2 separate regions of the Mus musculus genome follow, and region 2 is linked to region 1. The links are chromatin contacts, found by POLR2A ChIA-PET in ENCODE. All regions are on one chromosome and are shown on one strand. The core of a region is the stretch at or near the end of the contact, and the rest is flanking DNA. Distances in the headings are between cores, read along the strand shown. Region 1 holds the start of Smg9 (smg-9 homolog, nonsense mediated mRNA decay factor (C. elegans)). Region 2 holds the start of Zfp428 (zinc finger protein 428).

Region 1 (4,142 bases), core at 1,303-3,802:
CTTTATCGAGAGATAGAAGTTACAGGGAAGCAGAGCCTGGTGCCGGTGGCCCAAGGACAATGCCAAATCCCTCCTCTGCCCACTTTGCGGCATGTATGCAGATGAGTGCACTCACCCGTATGTGCATGAGGAGGCCAGAGGTCGATATTAGTGTCTCTCTATATATGTATGTGTGTGTGTGATGTATACATGATGATGTATATATTTAACATGTATGCTTTGTGTATATATATAAATATATATTATATGTATATATAGTATATATACTATATATATGTGTGTATATATATATATATATATATATATATATATAACATGCATGCTGTGCCTCGGGAGGACAGAAGAGGCCTCTTATGGAGGAAGTTCAAGGGGAATTTACTGAGACTCAGTCTCACAAATAAAATAAAATAAAATAAAATAAAATAAAATAAAATAAAATAGAGATGGTTCAGTAGTCAACAGCACTGGCTGCTCTTACAGAGGACAGGGGTTCAATTCCCAGCACCCACATGGCAGCTCTCAACCTTCTGTTGCTCTAGTTCCAGGGGATCCAACACTCTCTTCTGGCCTTGGCAGCCACCAGGCAGGCACGTGGTGCTCAATCATACTTACAAAGCACTCATACATATAAAAGAAAATGAAATCTTTAAAACATGTAAGCGGAGGGCTGGGCTAAGGCTCTGTGGTAGGGAGCTTAACAAGCCTACTTAAATTCAGTCCCCAATACCCTACCTCAAATGTATGAATGCTGAAACCTTAACTAAAGGCCCAGTGAGGTGGCCTGCTGGGTAAAGGCGCTTGGGACCCATGGGATAGAAGGACAGTGCTGATTCTTGCTGACTCCTCTGGCATCCAAATGTGCATTGCTGCATGTGTGCGCACACATCCTAGAGGGCACACATCCCGCTTATAACTCAGTGAATCTGGTGGCATTGAGCACTCTTCATAAACAGCCCTCCAACCAATCACTGCCCTGATGGTTACCTTGAATATGAAAAACTCGTGCTTTCTGTCTCCAGGCTTCAACAATAAAAAAATTCTTCACGGGCTGGAGAGAAGGCTCAGCGGTTAAGAGCACTGGCTGCTCTTCCAGAGGTCCTGAGTTCGATTCCCAGCAACCACATGGTGGCTCACAACCATCTGTAATGGGATCTGATGCCCTCTTCTGGTGTGTCTGATGACAGCTACAGTGTACTCACTATATATATATCCATCCTTTATAAGCTGGCCATGTGGCCCAGGCAGCAGTGTGCTTACCTAGCATGCATAACATGCATGGGGCTCTAGGTTTAATCCCGTGGAGTGTGCCTCTATCAGCACTCCAAGGAACATTTTTTTTTTTTTCAAATTTGAAAGAAAAGCCGAAGGGAAGGCAAACTTTAAGTCTTGGCAGCTAGGTGCCCATAGGAGAACAGAGAAGAGCTTGGCGGGGGCATGGAGGGAGGCGATGCTGTTTGAGTTAGGCTGACATGGAGATCAGCTCTGGGGACAAGCACGCATGTGTGCTTGTGTCTTGAAATGCAGATCAGTGGTAGAGCACATCCTACATAGCAAGGCCCTCTCTCTTTTCTCAGTACAGAAGAGAATGGGAGAGAATAACGAAAAGCCGAGGGGGTGGGGAGAGCCCAGCAGTCCTGAGGCCAAGGCAGGTGGGTTTCTTTGAGTTCTAGACCAGCCTGGTCTACACAGTAAGACCCCACCTCAAAACAAGAGAGCTGCCTTTAATCCCAGCACTTGGGAGGCAGAGGCAGGCGGATTTCTGAGTTTGAGACCAGCCTGGTCTACAGAGTGAGTTCCAGGACAGCCAGGGCTATACAGAGAAACCCTGTCTCAAAACAAACAAACAAACAAACAAACAAACAAACAAATAACCAAGAGAGCTGATTGTGGCGGCACACACAGGTAGGTTATGCTGAAGAGGCAGACACAGGAGGGTAAGTTTGAGGTCAGGCTGATGGACTCACGGTTTTTTTTCTTTAAGAAAGGAAAAGCAATAGGGGAGGTGGAACTTCTGCCTCTCAGCTGTCTTTCCATTGGGTGACTGCACCCTCTGCCCAGTGGCCTTCCAGCTGCTTCAGGCTGTGCCCCTAGTCCTTTGAATGTTTGCCCCTTCTGTAGCCCTGCGATCCGCCCACTTCTGCCGCCCACCTCGTGCCACAGGTCCAAGCCTAGACCTTTCTCTACAGATGTTCTGTCTTGGAGGAGCTGGGCTCTTCCTTAAAGTCCTTCAAGATCGCTTCTTGCAGCCAGCTGAATCAGTCTTGTGCTTGCTCAGATAAGGACGTTAATTCCTCCCTTCCGCCGTACCCTACCCCGATCGGTCTGACAACACTACAGAAGACCCGGGATTCGAACTCGAAATCTCCAGAGCTGCCCACCCAGCCAAACAGCAGGCCCGCCCAGAGAAACAATGCGCACGCGCCTTCTCAGCAGCAACATACTCCCTCGCCCCTCCGTAATCCGCATGCGTGCTGAAGCCAGCCACCTCCATTCACGCATGCTCAGTCTAACGCGCACGTTGGGTTCGCTTGCGCGCCCAGCCCGCGGCGCATGCGCCGAGCTAGCAGCGCAGGCCGTGACTCGTTGGGCTGCGTACTGTGGCTTCCTCTTCTTCCTCCTCTGGGAGCTTCCGGGACGCCAAGGCCTGTTCCGGAATAGCCGGCACCCGTTTTCTCGGCCTCTCTCATTCTCTGGCTTGTGACCTTCCGGCACCATTTACACGGCAGGTGGCTGTGGAGGACCTTCCCCGCCCACGCTGCACTCCCGTCACTCAGAGCGCGCGCTGCGACCCAGGAACTAATCAGCAGCTGCCCTAGGTAAGGGGAAGGGGGGACGCCCCGAGCCTGGGAGAGGCAGGCGCGCCGACGGGGCGGGGTTGGGGGTGGGGCGTATTCAAGCCCCGCCCCCGCCCTGCCGTTAAAAGGTCGCTGGGCGGCTGGCCAATGGGAGTAGGAACGTGAAGGTCTCGGAATTGCGGCGCCGTTAGCTGGAGGTACAAATAAATTAATAGAAACTATAGCCACTGTAAAGTGTCCCTGTAGTGCTGGTACGAGCCTTCTAACAGTATCGGGAGGAAATTTCTGGACACAGTCCCAAAGAAGCCGACATACACCTAGGGCCACCTTCCATGGAAATTGGATTTTGAGGTTCTTCATGCCTGAGTATTGGAAGGAGGCTCCATATAAGACTGCAAGTAGGGGCTGGAGAGATGGCTCAGAGGTTAAGAGCACTGACTGCTCTCCCATAGGTCCTGAGTTCAATTCTCAGCCACCACATGGTGGATCACAACCACCTGTAATGGGATCTGATGCACATTCTACTGGTGTGTATCTGAAGACAGCTACAGTGTACTCATATAAATAAATACATAAATAATATTTTTAAAAAGGGGGGCTAGAGAGATGGTTCAGCGGTTAAGAGCACTGACTGCTCTTCCAGAGATCATGAGTTCAAATCCCAGCAACCACATGGTGGCTCACAACCATCCGTAATGAGATCAGATGCCCTCTTCTGGTGTGTCTGAAGACAGCTACAGTGTACTTATATATTATAATAAATCTTAAAAAAAAAAAAAAAAAGACTGCAAGTAGACTAGGAAGCACTTAGAAAAATACGTGAATAGAACTGGACAAGGCGGCTCACACATGTAATTCCAGTAGTGTGGAGCCAGAAACAGGAGGGTCGCCATGAGTTTGAGACCAGCCTGAACTGCAGAGCAGGACCCTGTTTGAGAGGGAGAGGTGAGGAGGAGGAGGAAACAGTATTAAGTTGTGGAATGCACCATGCCTCAAGAGAAAAGGCATTAGAACAGTTAAGAATTGGGGGTCTCCTGGAAATTCTTGCAAAGCAACTTGTCAATTCTGGAAGATTCTCCAAAGAGGTGCTTCACATGTAGGTGGGAAGATAGCTCAGTGTGTGAAGTGCTTGTTTGCAAGCATGAAGACCCAGGTTTGATCCCCAGCAACCACATAAAAAGTGGAGCCTGGCGGCACGATCTTGTCATCCCAGTGCTGCGGAGGCAAGACTGGCAGATGTGCAGAGCTCCTTGCCCAGGCAAAAACAGTGTGGGGCTGTCAGGATGGTTGTATCAGGTAACGGGGCCACCACAAGGCCAAAGAATTGACTTCCATCCCTGCGGCCTA
Region 2 (4,116 bases), core at 272-2,771, 110 kb after region 1:
CGCACGCACACGCGTGCGGCGGTGGGGGGTTGGGTGGGTACTGTTTTATTTTGTTATGGAAATTTTCATGCAGAGTGAGGAGACTTAAAGAACTCCAAAGCCCCAGGCACCCTCCACCCCATTTCCACCCAGAGCGCTGCATTTATTGAGACCAGTGCTGTGTCAATTTCCCTAAATCACTCAATCTGCAGGAGCTGTATCATCAAGGAAGGCCCTTCGGATTGGCATCAATACCAGGAGAGAGTGAGCTCGGAGCAGCAGGGACAAAGGGTTTTCCCGATGAATCGAAAGGCAAGATCAAAGCCTGAGACAGCAAAGGGATTACTGTGTTTGAAGTGCTGGGGATATGGACCAGATAAAACGGTGGGTGGGTCCAGAAGAGGCGTCAGGGACACAAGTTTGACTGGGAGACCAGGTGTGGGAGGTGCATACCTGCCACCCCAGCCTTTGGGAAGCTGAGGCAGGAGAACTGCAGGGAGTTGACGAAAACCACCCGGAGCTAGAGTGAGTTCCAGAATACACAAGGAGACTCTCAGAAACAAAGCAAAACACAACTATTCCTTTTCTGTGGTGTAATGGGACTCTAGAGTTTTAAATTGCTAGTGATAAAAGCATTCGGGAAGGAGAGGGCTGTAGGGATGGCTACAAATAGTCAGCATGAAGTTATGGCCCTTTAAAATTACCCACAGGAGCTGGGCTGGCTGCCATATGCCTGTAATCTCAACATTCAAGAGGTAGCGTTCAAGGTCATTTTCTTCGACCCAGGTGTTGGAGGCTAGCCTGAGCTACATGAGACTCTGCCTCAAAAAAGAAAAAAAAAAGAAAGAAAAGAAAGAAAAACAAAAAAAGAAATAAAAAAGCAAACACCTATAGCAGACTTTCTAATTGTGCTCCACGGAAAAGCTGCCTTGACTCCCTCTAAGAATGCAAGCACTACTTTGCCTCTGGAAATTTGCATCAGCTATTCCCTCTGCTTTTTGGCATTCTACTTGGCTCCAGTTCAGACCTGGCTTAAAAATCAGCCCTTGGAAGCCCTTGCAGAACCTCGAGCTGGGGCAGGCGTTTCTGGCATCCACGGCCTCCTGCCGTCTACCTCTCTCTCTTCCAGGTCTTGACAGTTCTAAGTATTTGTCTAATCAAATGTGGTTCGTTTTCCTTAGACTGGGGGTTCAGATCTCTCGCAACGCAGAAACCACGTGCTGTCCAGGAATTTATCCTAGGTGACAGGGACGTGAACGGGGTCCCAGACCTTCGGTAGTTTCGGGACAAGGTTGCCAGCCCACCACGATTAAGTCTGCAGTCCCCTACACGCATGCGCTTTATTTTTCCAGGTGCCCCCCCCCTCCCCATCCATATGCTAATCACTGCGCTCTGAAGAACAGCCTCTCCCGGGAATATGCAAATCACATCCTCCAGTGCGGGAGGCCTTCCTTTGTCCCGCGCTAGGATTATGCAAATGAGCGAGCCTCCAGCCCGGGGGATCCGGGCCGAGTATTTAGGCCCCCACTCTCCCCCCTCATTCCAAGGCATCCACTATTTATAAGGCGCGTTCGCTCTACCGCGCACGCACGCACGCGCGATTCTTAAAGCTTCTTCACCCTTCGGGCCGCAGACTGTACCAAGTCTAGCGGGGCCGTGAGCGGCAGAGCCCGCCACCCCCGCCGGCGTGAGCTCTACAGCCTTCGCCATCCTCTGAGCCCCTCTTCCCATCGACCTCCGGGAATGGTCCATCTGACCGCGCACGCGCCCCTCGCTCGCCCCTCGCTCGTTCGCCCGTTCGCTCGCCCGCTCGCCTAGCCTCCCGAAACGCAGGCGCAGTGCCCGGGCGTGCAGCCGCCACCGCCGAGCCTGATCCGGGGCCGCCGGCGTCGGTGAGTGTCCGAGCTTGGGGGGGGCCGCGGGGCATGCTGGGAAGCGGGCGATACAGCCCCGCTGCATGACGGGAGCCCGCGGCCGCTTGGCCGAGTGACCGGCCCGGGAGTCCCTTGCTTTCCCCAGCACGCGGCTCGGGACCCAGCACAGCTTCGCCTCGAGGCATTGTGGGAGCCCGTGGGCCAGGCGTTCTGGGCCTGGGGCATTCTGGGAAGGGCCTGGGCTCCTGGAGGGGACTTTTTTTTTTTTTTTTTTTTTTTTTTTCGTCGCACACGCCTTCTGTGAGAAGCCCCGGGGCAAGGAGCGTTTGGGTGCCTGGTGGTCGTTAAAGGCCCGAGGCATCGTGGGACGCTGTCACGGGGCATTGTGGGAGCTGATCTTTATTGTTTGGTACCGGGGTTTGTCCGAGTCCCAGTCCTACCTAGCGTTGTGCGGAAAGGTATCTATTGTGTTCACTCACGCACTGTGAGGCGTATGTGTGGGTGGGGTCCTGGCCACTCTGCTTTTGAGGGAACTGAGGCATACGGTTTCATGTAGCTGGGTTTTGGACCCACAATATCGCGGAGTACAACCTAGAATTTATAATTTACCAAGTGCTGAGTTCGCAGAGGTGCATCACCACGCCCAGCTGGCTTCCACCTGTCCTAATGCTTCCACTTGATATCCGGAACGTTCTGGAAGAAGCTTTATATAATGTGGGTTTGGAGAGGGATGGCTGTCCCCAAGTAAACCCCCAAGAAAAGTCCTAACAATCCTTGCTGTGATGGTCAAGTAGAATAATAGTTAAAGCCCAGTGTGGTGTCACGCGCCTATAATTCCTGCTGGGGCAGGAGGATTCGCTATTCTAGACCTGTTTTTTTTTTTTTTTTTTTTTTCCTTTTGGGGAGGGCATCAGATCTCAAAAAAAGAAGGGGGAGTGGGTTTATGGAATGGCTAATCCTAGGTATTGTTGCATGGAACACATATATTAAATATTTAAAATAGAAACAACCAGTTGTCCTCAGTTTTTCTTTGCTGAATGGTGCGAGTTTTTCCAAAAATAATGTATTACTACAGAATTAGAGGGGCCCAACATCTGATGATTAATCATGAGAGCTCTTCCTTGCCAGTCACTATTTCTCGGTCCTTCAAAGGCCTGATCCAGTATCTAGGTGTCTTTAGTAAATTCCCTATCCAATGATGCCACCTCCTCCTCTTGCTCCAGCCGCATTCCTCCAACAGCAAATTTGACATTTGGGCTTTGAACAGTGTGCTTTCTACCATTGTTTGTGCCCCCAGGCCCTAAATTCAGGCTTTGCCATATTATTAGTGTCCATATCTATTGTCCCCAGAACCTGGGAAGCTGAAGTTGGAGGATTGCAAGTTCAAGGCCAGCCTGGACTGTATAGTAAGAGTCTAAAGGAGAGTGGAAACCGTATTGTTTTTAGTCCTACACTGCCTGGTCTTGCAAGGTCCTGTCACAATGCAGTAGGAGGAAGAAACGTGTGCATTGAGAGAAACAGGAATTATGGGAGCCAAGGAGCAATGTGGATGGTTATAGGTGAGCTTTGCAAGGGTGAAAATAAACACTCTGGATCCACAAAGAGGAAGGAGAAAATTCCAGATGGGAAATGGAGGAGAATGAACTAGGACTGCCCTTCTCTGGCTATAAAAGGCCTTTATGTGGCCCTGCCCCCAACCCCACCAGAAGCCTGGAGAGTTGAGCAAAGGAGTAGAGTCTATGAGATCTCTTCCTTCCTTCCTTCCTTCCTTCCTTCCTTCCTTCCTTCCTTTCTTTTTGTTTTGTTTGTTTGTTTGTTTGTTTTGTTTGTTTGTTTGTTTTTTAAGACAGGGTTTCTCTGTGTAGCCCTGGCTGTCTTGGAACTCACTCTGTAGACCAGGCTGGCCTCAAACTCAGAAATCCACCTGCCTCTGCCCCCAAAGTGCTGGGATTAAAGGCGTGCACCACCACACCACTGCCCGACTCTTTCTTTTTTAAGACAGTGTGTCATTTAGTTCATACGAGCCTCAAATTCTATGTAGCCAGCTCTGACCTTAAACTGCAGATTTACCAGCCTGAGAGCTAAGACTGTGGGTGTAGACTGCCTACTTCTATTCAGAGCATGGCTTTGGATCTTTGTTGAACCACAGTCTGGTGAGGTGGCCAGTGTGAACTTGGACTTTGGACAGTGTGCAGGTCTTCTTCCTTCCTCTTCTGCTTCGAGGGAGCTGTTTCTGTGTGCCAACCAAAGCCTGGACTTGAGA

The links. ChIA-PET counts read pairs that join two places held with the same protein, here RNA polymerase II (POLR2A).
Region 2: POLR2A ChIA-PET joins it to region 1 with 13 read pairs in embryonic stem cell. The contact joins the promoter of Zfp428 here to the promoter of Smg9 in region 1. POLR2A ChIA-PET finds 5 or more read pairs at or near these places in 4 of 5 experiments (Patski and embryonic stem cell).

What each region holds. Positions count from the first base shown.
Region 1 is chr7:24,397,076-24,401,217 of GRCm38, forward strand. It overlaps Smg9 (smg-9 homolog, nonsense mediated mRNA decay factor (C. elegans)), which reads left to right and starts at 2,553. Exons shown (of 14, transcript NM_028047.2): 1 at 2,553-2,816.
Region 2 is chr7:24,505,566-24,509,681 of GRCm38, forward strand. It overlaps Zfp428 (zinc finger protein 428), which reads left to right and starts at 1,522. Exons shown (of 3, transcript NM_146183.2): 1 at 1,522-1,871.